2 separate regions of the Homo sapiens genome follow, and region 1 is linked to region 2. A link is an interaction called in ENCODE POLR2A ChIA-PET data of the cell type or tissue named here. Cell type or tissue: A673. All regions are shown on one strand. Each heading gives the region's core, and the rest is flanking DNA. Links, peaks and the distances in the headings are about the cores only. Region 1 has its middle 29 kb from the start of NFAM1. Region 2 holds the start of LOC124905125 (a long non-coding RNA gene).

The links. Peaks named below come from ENCODE experiments on the same cell type or tissue, not always from the same donor. Only the 100,000 strongest peaks of a DNase experiment are listed, where the experiment ranks them.
Region 1: POLR2A ChIA-PET joins it to region 2 with 5 read pairs; 3 of 35 experiments call an interaction of 5 or more read pairs at or near these places.

Annotation. Positions count from the first base shown.
Region 1 is chr22:42,458,343-42,463,708 of GRCh38, forward strand. No RefSeq gene overlaps it. Among named protein-coding and RNA genes, the nearest start is that of NFAM1, 29 kb to the left of the region's middle. In A673, for the core only: no CTCF peak of the experiment used is centred there; no DNase peak of the experiment used is centred there.
Region 2 is chr22:41,915,943-41,921,308 of GRCh38, forward strand. It overlaps LOC124905125 (a long non-coding RNA gene), which reads right to left and starts at 2,720. Exons shown (of 2, transcript XR_007068113.1): 1 at 1,508-2,720; 2 at 569-1,094. RefSeq lists silencers at 1,448-1,507, 3,658-4,127 and enhancers at 1,738-1,897, 1,908-1,997, 3,112-3,615, 4,568-4,647, 4,728-4,797. In A673, for the core only: no CTCF peak of the experiment used is centred there; DNase peaks (open chromatin) are centred at 2,389, 3,519 and 4,029; H3K4me3 peaks cover 525 bases; H3K27ac peaks cover 533 bases; H3K27me3 peaks cover 44 bases.

The DNA.
Region 1 (5,366 bases), core at 190-5,189, 540 kb after region 2:
TTGGGGATTTATATTAGGGGATTTATTTATTACAACAGCTAGCGTTTCCTTGCTGTTAACCTCAAAAATCATCAGTGTATCTCGAAAGACACATTCTTCTTCTTCTTCTCTTTTTAATTGAGATGGAGTCTCGCTCTGTTGCCCAAGCTGGAGTGCAGTGATGCAATCTTGGCTCACTGCAACCTCTGCTGGCCAGGTTCAAGCAATTCTCCTGCCTCAGCGTCCAGAGTAGCTGGTATTACAGGTGCCCATCACCACGCCCAGCTAATTTTTGTATTTTTAGTAGAGACAGAGGTTCGCCATGTTGGCCAGGCTGGTCTCGAACTCCTGACCTCAGGTGATCCACCTGCCTTGGCCTCCCAAAGTGCTGGGATGACAGGTTGGAGCCTCTGCGCCCAGCCCAATTCTTGAGTATTAAATGCTTAACTGCCTTGTTATACCTCCTGTACTAAGAACACTAAAAATGTAGAGCATTTTAGACAAGAAACCTAATTAAAAAAAAAAAAAAAAAACCCAGTTCAAAAGCATTTGGGAGTGATTCAGAAAACCACAGCCCCGGAGCTATAGTCTCTGAAGATGCGGGGCCTGGACCTCTCTGCATTCCCCCATTGGTGTCTGCTGAAGACTAGCGTCTGCAGAAATCCCAGTCTGTACACAGGCTGAGACTATTCCTTTTCCCTACATCCTGGTGATGGGCACACACACACCTCAAGGGAGGCGTCGATGCTCTCAGGCACTGAACTTGTTCCCGTGTCTTTATGTTTCATGATCGTATATGAGAGAGGGAGCGTGGCCTGGAACTGTACACAAAATGTGACCGAAAACAGCCTCTCGCTGTTTCCAATTAAACAACCTGCTCGAGCCTTTGGTTTCTCTCCATCACTTCCTGTCTCAATCTCACTGACGTCTTCTTTTTTAGCAAAATGCATTTGTATTTCAAGCAGAAGATCAATGGTTACATTTTAAAACGCTAAATATCTTTTCTGCCAGGCCGAATGGGGGTGTTTCTCCCATCCTTCTCTGCACGTCTTCTCATCTTAAAGCGATGGAATTGAGTTCTGTGAAATCCGATCTGGTGTTTAAGCTCTGATTTATAACAAATTACCTATGTGGCACTCAAGAAAGAACTTGTATGTCAGATAACACTGGAGTTTGATTTCACCACCCTGCCCCCAAACCCGTTTATTCATTCATGGCGGGGAGAGATCCAGAGGGCCGGAGCAATTTCATCAACCCTGGAATTCGCGCATGGAGCCTCCTCTCCCCAGACCATCCTGCTACCATGAATAGACAGCACGTGGCCGCCTTTTATGATAAGGTCAGAGGAAAGGAGTGCATAGAGAGAGGCCGTTTGGAGAGTCGGAGCTGTAAGTTTCAGGTATAAAACCTGAATAGTACCAGTCCTCTTGCCTGGGGCCAGATCAGACAGGAGGGAGGAGGTGGAAGGCAACTGTTCCACCTCCCGAGGTGATTCCTTTGGACGCCTGAATCCTTTGGATTCCCTGGCTCCCAGCAGCGGACTCTGCCCTCAGCCATCTTTATCACTCCTGATTAGGGCTGCAGACGCCTCCCTCCCCACCCTGCCTTGCCAGGCTTTGTGGCTCCCCGGGCTCGTTTTCTGATAGAGCTGTCAGTTTTTACTACTGATAGGAGAAATCATTTTCTTTCTTAGCTGAATGTTAATTGGCTCCCCTCCCCCATTCACTTAGTATATCCCGTCCCCTATTTTTTTTTTTTACCCCAAGGAAAAGGTACCTTAGTAGAGACACATTTCGGAAAGACAAAGAAGGTGTTTCTTGCTAAATTGCTAATTGGTAACTGAAATCAGAGGTTAAGAAAAAGCTAAAGAGGAGAGCGAGGAAGGAATTAGGACCACATGTTTCTGTAGCTTGAGGTGAGCTGGCGCCGCCTAAATGCTCCTCGGATGCAGCACCTGCTTTCTGTAGCGGGCTCAATATTCAATAAGGAGACCCACGAGATCAGCTGGGGCCAGTTGAGCAAACATTGACATCTTGGAGGTACCAGGCACCAAGACAGGTCCTAGAGATGCGGAGGTGACTAAGACCCTTTGACAGTCCTATGGGACAAAGTGTCAGTTTGATGTGATGGGAGCAGTGGCAAAGGTAAACCAGGATACTGCGAGACTCACCGAGGGTCACAGAAACTTCCTGGAGAAAGCGAAGTTAGAGCTAGGCTTTGTACGATAACTAGGAGTTGGCTGGGAGATGGTGGCGGCAGTAACATCCCAGGTAGAAGAGACAGCTTGTGGAAGGTCATGGGCGCCGTGGAGCATGGTGGTGCCTGAGAGGAGCAGTAAGAAGTTTGCTATGGCTAGAGATTAAGGTCACGTGGAGGACCAGCTCCAGCAGGGCTTGGGTGCCTTGCAGGTTTTCTCCCTATAATTCTCATACACTTAAACAGCAAACAAACAGACCAAGCGTGGTGGCTCACCCCTGTAATCCCAGCAGTTTGGGAGGCCGAGGTGGAAAGATCACCTGAGATCAGGAGTTCGAGACCAGGCTGGCCATGATGAAACCTCAGCTCTACTAAAAATACAAACATTAGCTGGGTGTGGTGGCGCACACCTGTAATCCCAGCTACTTGGGAGGCCAAAGCACAAGAACTGCTTGAACCCGGGAGGCGGAGGTTGCAGTGAGCAGAGATTGCGCCACTGCACTCCAGCCTGGTTGACAGAGTGAGACTCCGTCTCAAAACCAACAAACAGCTTTATTGAGGTTGAATTTACATACTGTAAAATGCACCTGCTTAAAGTATGCAAGTCAATGGGTTTTAGTATATTGACAGAGTTGTGTCACCATAACTAACTTTAGGACATCCCACAGAAAAGCCCTTCTGAGGAGGGTTTTTGACAGGGTCATGGCCTGCCCAAATTATGTCTCTCATCGGTTTGGCAGCAGAGCAGAGACGGGCTTGGAAGGGACAAGTGTGGGCCCTCATCGAGCCAAGAACATGAGCAATGGCACAGCAGTGATTGTGCACAAGGGCTAAAGATTTATAGCAGTGACAGGGGGAAATATACTCCATCTCTTAGATTCTTCTTTGCCGGGAAAAGAACTAGGTTATGAAGACGCGGGTCATTTTTTGCTGGCTGGCTATTTAGTGGCAGTTCTACAAATCAGTATTATGGATGATGTTGCTTATTTACAAAGAAAAAAATGACAGAGTGGCTATATCATAGCAAAATCCAGAATGCTGAAGTTTCTGCAAAATGGGAACATGACAGAGCACTCACTGTCCAGCAAGTTTCCTGCAGCAAAAACCGCAGCCGATCTGGACCAAATAAAGGGCACAGGCTCTGTCCTCAAAGGCTCTGCAGGGGGCTGCATTCAGACTGAAGTGTTGAGTCACCTGTGAATCCTGGGTTGTGAGCAGACCTGCCTTTGTCCAGTGCAGGTGCAGGCTCCTTAGCGAGGAAAGGCTCAGAGAGAGACAGGTGCACCTCTGCAGCAGCTTTGCTGGCAGGTGGGTCTGATCTGAGCCTGTTGCTGCAATCATTGATCAGTTAGGTTTTTTAAATTGCAAGGAAGAAATAAAACCAAATTAAACTGGCTTTACCAATGAAAGGAACTCCAGTCTAACATTATATTTGACTAGGGTCATGGGAAAAACCTCTCCCTACAAAAACATAGAAATTCATGATAAAATCTAAGTAAATAAATAAAATGCCAGTGTGTGGCTGAGTTAGCAAGCAAGAAAGGAATATCCCCAGGGGCCAGAAACAAAGAGGGAAAAGCCAGAATGGTAAGCACAGGGTTCTGTCCCACAGCTGCCTCCAGGAGGCACGTAAGAGAAGGCAGGGGTTATCAGAGCCAGCAACCAGGGGCCTTGGTTCTGGTGGCTGTGTTGAGACTGGAGATAAGATCTTCAGCTGACAGGAGTAGAGAGGTGAATCTATGCCTCCTTGCAAAAGCCAGACTCCTCTGAGGGCAAATCTCTCAGTGAAAGATGGGCTAGAAAAAAACCTACCCTCTGGCACAGGGAGATAACAAGAAAGCTTGTTTATCATAGCAGGAGCATAGAGCAGTGGGGGCCTGGGGGACATGCTACAAAAGGATCCCTTGAAAAATCCAAGCCTCATATCTGTGCTTTGAGGGGGTTTGAGGTCCAAATTTGTACTTCATGCATGGCCTGGGATTCCTATGCCAAGAGAAGAAAATTGGTACGAGGCTGGTGTTAACTCTGGGCCACCTGGTGTGGCAGCTGCAAAATGGCTGTGGAGGGGTATTTCTACAACTCCAGCAGCAGGAAATTCCCACGCGAAAAACATGCTCCACTGAAGATGAGCTCACAATCAAATCTCAGTACACACAAGGAAAGGGGTCACCTGGAGCACAGGGACAGACAGTACACACAGAAGGAATAGAGGCCGAGACTCTGAGATAACAGAATAGCAGGCCAAAAGCGAATATCGAATAAGAATGTTCGTGATGATTAAAGGCCAAAATAAAAGATTCAAACTCTCAAGAAGATAGTGAGACATCATGACACCAAGAATAGACCGATTTTTTTTTTCTTTTTTTGAGATGGGGTCTTGCTCTGTCACCCAGGCTGGAGTGTAGTGGTGCAATCTTGACTCACTGCAACCTCTGCCTCCTGGGCTCAAGAGATCCTCCCACCTCAGCCTCCCGAGCAGCTGGGACTACAGGCGCATGCCACCATGCTCAGCTAATTTTATTTATTTATTTTTGAGATAAAGTCTCAATCCCTCACCCAGGCTGGAGTGCAGTGGTGTGATCTCAACTCACTGTAACCTCTGCCTCCTGGGCTCAAGCGATCCTCCCCGCTCAGCCTCCCAAGTAGCTGGGACTACAGGTGCAAGCTACCAACACCAGGCTAATTTTTGTATTTTTTCTAGAGACAGAGTTTCGCCATTTTGCCCAGTCTGGTCTTGAACTCCTGAGCTCAAGCAGTCCACCCACCTCGGCCTCCCCAAATGCTGGGATTACAGGCGTGAGCCACCGCACCTGGCTAGAATAGACAGATTTGAACAATATTTATGGATGAAATGATATGGTGTCTGAGATTTGCCTCAAAATAATCTCAGAGTGGGGAGCTATAGGAAGGATCATGGATGAAACAATATGAGATATGGGTCGGTACTTGTTGAAGGTGAATAATAACTACACAGGGCCAGGCACCATGGCTCACACCTGTAATCCCAGTGCTTTGGAAGGCCAAGGTGGGAGGATTGCTTGAACCCAGCAGTTCGAGACCAGCCTGGGCAACATAGTGAGATGCCATCTCTATAAAAAAAAAATGAGTAAATAAGAAAAAGGTTAATAAGTAGAGAGGTTTATTCCATTGTCTCTAATTTTATATACATTTGAATTTTCTATAATAAAAAG
Region 2 (5,366 bases), core at 278-5,277:
ACTCATAATCTGCCCCTTCCAGGAGATAGGGGTCGATATGGAACCTCCCTCTGTCCAGACGGAAACAGCAGGAGGGCAAGGACTGGGCGTGCAATTCACCCAGTGTGCAGCTCAGGCCTCTGTCGGCATTTGCTGAATGAATAAATGAATGAAAGGACTCCAGCGCCTAGTTTCTGTGAGATGAAACATTTGGGGCTCCCTAGGGTCCCTCCTGGTCCCCTTTCCATCCGTCCTTCTCTCAGCAACTGGGACCAGCTTATGAAAGTGGAGAAGGTGGGGGAGAAGAAGAGGAAGGATTTACATTTTAAGGAGGATCAAGTCTGTTGCCTGACATGAGGGGCTGACAGACTAATTTCAGGTATTAATGGGTTCAGACAGGAAGAGGAGGTGACCTCCCCACTCAGAGCTTCTCCTTGTGCCCTGGCCAAAGACAGCCTGCTCCCTCCACCTACACACACACATGTGCACACACATGTACACACACTTCCCATCCAGCCCCGAAAACCCACCCTCATTAAAGGACCCCTTATTACCAGTTTAGAAGAAAAAACACAGATGAACAAAGGAATTAAATGAAATTGCTTTAATCCCATGTCCAGAGACAACCACACTAAAATATGCCACATTTACATGCTGGATTGTAACTAGTTTGTGGTTTACTTTTTGCCATCCTTAAACTTTTCGTTTGGCTGGGGGCAGTGGCTCACGCCTGTAATCCCAACACTTTGGGAGGCTGAGGCAGGTGGATCACAAGGTCAGGAGTTGGAGACTAGGCTGACCAACATGGTGAAACCCCACCTCTACTAAAAATACAAAAATTAGCTGGGCATGGTGGCATATGCCTGTAATCCCAGCTACTCGGAAGGCTGAGGCCAGAGAATCGCTTGAACCTGGGAGGCAGAGTTTGCAGTGAGCTGAGATCACACCATTGCCCTCCAGCCTGGGAAACAGATTGAGACTCCGTCTTAAAAAAACAAACAAACAAACAAAAAAAAAAAAACAAAAAAAAACCTTCTCATTTGTGATTCTTCTCAGAGCTTCTGAGCTCTACTTTCTGGAGCGTCCTTTCCTGCTTCCTTTCCTTAGGGCCATTCCTAGAAATGGAATCCGTGGCACAACCCGTATCACTGGTATTGAAGTCCCCACCGCCCTCTGCCCACTGCCCTGGAGGCTGCAGGAGCTCTGAGGGGGGCCTCTTCTCCCACCTTTCCCACCCGTTGCCGGGCACTGGGTTGAAAGAGGCTTGTCTCTGCCCCCTTGGAACTGGGGCCTCTTCCAAGTTAGAGTGAGGGGTCAGAGCAAGTCTCCCAGTGCTCCCCCTTCCTGGACACCCTCCTGCCCCCACCGTCCTGGCACTGGGTGCTTTCCTCATGTTGACCCCATCAGGCCTTCACATACATATACATAGTGACAGCCATTTGTCCAATGAAGGAAGTGGATTCCAGCCCCTCCCAGGGACTGATGTCCAACCCCCAACACCACCCCCCACCCCCCACCACACACACACCTTCCTCCCCGTCTCAATCTGATTCAGTGGTCAGCCAGCAGCCATAGGTAACCATAACTACTGGGTCTGTGCCAGGCACTGGATACCCTCTTCTCTCCATGGGAACACCTGGCCGCGGGGAGTGAGTGGAGCAGGAGAGGGCAGCTGTGAACACAGAGCCCAGCTGACCCTGACTGGCTGAGTCCTGGGATCTGATCGCCCATTCAGCTGACACTGCCCCAGGTGCCTGGCCATGTGCCGGGTGAGGGGATCTGGAGATAGAGCAGCCCGGCCGAGGAGTGACCCCTTTGCCCTGGACCCCGGGGTCTCTCACCCCATCAAGGCTCCAGGGCAGCCACCCCTTATCTCTTCTGCCTGCCCCCCTCCACTACCACTAAGCCTGTGTCACCAAAACTCATCCATTGATCCAGGCTTAAAATAACCCCTGGCATCTGCAGCAAGCCCCGCGGGGCGGGCAGAGGAGCCGAGTCCCTGCTCCTGAAGGGCACCCGCCCCGCCCCCAGCTCCCAATGCTGGCAGCTCGAGTGTGCGGGTGTCTGCGCGTGTTTGGGTGACAGCAAGAGTGTGCATGTCTGGGGCTAGCATGACTATGAGGGCCTTCCCTGCACGGTGGGCATGTGTGTGCACACGTGTTTGTCAGCATACATGCTCCTGTGCACGAACGGCCTTCCTCCATGTCCAGCCCTCACCTGGTGCTCAGTTCTGGCTGGGGAAGGCTGGGGGCCCTGAGAGGTGTGGACATGACAAACAGCCTGTGCTGGGCCTCAGTGTCCCCATTTTAGGTGGTGGGTGACCAGTCTGCCAGCTCTGCTGAGCCCTGGGAAAGGTTTGGGATTTCCTAGAGAGAAACTCAAGACTCAGAGAGAGGAAGTGACTTGCTGTGACTGGCACACAGCCAGGAAGGGCAGGGTCTGGCCTGGAACCTGCACTATGAGTCCCGAATCCACATTCTGGCCAGTTCAGCACACCCGGGAGGCACTCCTACCCCACGACAGGGCCCTTGCCAACACCTGACCCAGGCTCATTTGCCCCCTGTCTGGTCACGCAGGCTGCCCTCTCTTCCTGGAACCCCTTTCCAGCCCCACATGCCCAGAGTTTCTAGGTTTTATTTATTTATTTATGAAACGGAGTCTCTCTGTGTTGCCCAGGCTGGAGTGCAGTGGTGTGATCTCGGCTCACTGCAACCTCTGCCTCCTGGATTCAACCAATTCTCCTGCCTCAGCCTCCCGAGTAGCTGGGATTTATAAGGACCCGCCACCATGCCTGGCTAATTTTTGTTTTGTTTTGTTTTGAGACGGAGTCTCACACTGTCGCCCAGCTGGAGTCCAGTGGCGCGATCTTGGCTCACTCCAACCTCCGCCTCCCAGGTTCAAGCGATTCTCCTGCCTCAGCCTCCGGAGTTGCTGAGATTACAGGTGCACGCCACCACGCCTGGCTAATTTTTGTAATTTTTAGTAGAGACAGGGTTTCACCGTATTGATCAGGCGGGTCGCGAACTCCTGACCTCAGGTGATCCGCCCGCCTCGGCCTCCCAAAATTCTGGGATTACAGGCGTGAGCCACGGGGCCCGGCCTAATTTTTGTATTTTTAGTAGAGACGGGGGTTTCACCATGTTGGCAGGGCTGGTCTCGAACTCCTGACTTCAAGTTATCGGCCCGCTTTGGCTTCCCAAAGTGCTGGGATTACAGGTGCGAGCCACTGCGCCCAGCCTTTATCCTTTATTTTGGAGCCAGGCTGACCGGGTTGGAATTCCTGCTCTTCAGGGCCATTCAACCTTTCTAGGCCTCAGTTTTGTCATCTGCAAGATGGGCTACCAGCATTTCGGCAGGGTTACAGGGAGAAGCAGTGGGCCCCAGAGACACTGAAGCCAGGCTGAGAAGACCGTGACCGCGGATGCCACCCACAAGCCTCCAAGGCCTCATTCCTAAGCTAATTTCACTTCCATTTCCTCAATGATGCAGTTACCCAAGAAGCAGAGGCTCTTGGGGACTCTGGGCTCCCTGCTGGTGCAAATGCCGATACCAGGAGGGGTTCTGGAGGGAGGGCCCACGGCTGTCTTTGTCTCCCGCGAGGCAACTCTGACTCAGGCTCCAGCTGCCCGTGGGAGGGAGGGGGCGCCCGGGCTCCTGAGGTCGCCAGGGAGCGGCGGGACTGGGAGGCTCCAAAGCCCTCAGTGTACGTGCGAATCCGGAGCGGACACCGAGACCTTAGCGCGGGAACCAAGAGAGGACAGAGCTCCACGGAGGCCACAGCGCGTGCACGGGGACAGGTGCGCCCTCCCCGGCAGCCCCCCTGCTCCTCGGTCACAGTTCTGTGCGGAGGCGTCTTGCGCCCTCCCCCCTGAGCCTCGCCCTTGAGTCGGGGCCGTGGGCCGCATCCAGGCCCCCAGGGCTCGGGATGCGCGTGAGGACCCGGACTCCCGAGGGCGCAGAGGTCGGGAGCCCGAAGCAGGCGCCCTTGGCCTTGGTCCCGCCCCTTATCCGGTCCCAAGCTTTTTCCTCGCCCCTTGGCCTTGACTCCACCCCTTAGGCATGCCGCTGGCCCCGCCCCTTTCCGGCCACCTTGAGGCTTGGGGGTCCCTCAGCCCCGCCTCTCTTCTTGACCCCGCCCCTTGGCAGCACCCCCTACCCCCGCCCCACGTCCAAATCTCCCGGGGCCGGTGGTGGCCGGGGCTGACGGCGGAAGCCGCGCAGAGACTCGCTTGCCCCGAAGTCGCTGGATTCGGGCCTGGATCCCAGATTATCCGCAGCCTAGGGGAGTGGAGAGATGCCCAAGGTTCCTCTGGGTCCCGGGACCCCAGTAGCGTCCCTCCCCCCGTCCCCCACGCCAACCACTGAGCGCCCTTCGGAGTCCCGGGAGGAAAGCGTAGGGGCGGGGAACTCTGGCATCTCTCTCCTCCCGGTTGCTCCCCGACTCTGCCCCGCTATTCCGCTATTTGGGGCAGTCGTTTCTACCGCACCCCCATTCTCTCCCCACCCTCGGGTCATGAGGGCAGGACCAGGCCTGCTCACACCTCCCTGCTGGGGGCGTTCCCTGGCTCTAGCAGGGGTCCCTCTGTCCCTACATGCCACAGGACCTCTTCAATCTCCAAGGACAGCTAGGTGGGCCTCAAGAGCCCCATTTTGCAGATGGGAAGAGGGGCCCAGAGAGTTGAGGCCCAGTGAGATGCTACCAGCTTGCAGGGATAGTGCTGTGTTGAGCCATCCCTGCTGAAACGAAAGTGGGGGGTCAGGCCTTCCTCCCTGGCCTCACCAGCTGGGCCTCCACAACCCCTCCTGGAGCCCCCAGCCTCTGGCTACCAGGCAGGAAGTGAAAGGGGCCTGCAGGAAGCCCCAGGAGGAAGCGAGACTTCAGCCAGGCCTGCCCCCACCGGCCAGGGCCCTGGGGACCTGGTGGGAATCAGACCCTCCTTCAGGAAAAGCTGGCCCGAAACACAGGCTCAGAGAGAGGCCTTTTCCCTTCAGTTCCCACCCGCAAAACGGCGCTTCCAGAGTCTGTCTGGGATCCCTCTTATCAAAATGAGAGAACAGTTGGGGAGAAAATCTGAGTAGTGATGAAACCAGGGAGTGGGGCCTGGCATCAGTCCCCGAGTTCTCCGCTCCCAAGGAGGGGGTCCGGGCCAATGACATTCTGCTGGGCAGGCATGGCCGCCAAGCGCAGGAGCCCAGGGTTCGCCCAGCTCCACCACCCACCTGTTGTATCTTGGGCCGGATCCCATTACCTCACAGGGCCTCTCTTTTCCTATCTGCAAACTGGACCATATAATCCCTCCTCATGGATGTGAAATGGTCTAGATTTTCAGGAGAAAATTTGGACCAACAGGGACCTTTAAAAAGGTCAAGGCTGGGCCGGGCACGAT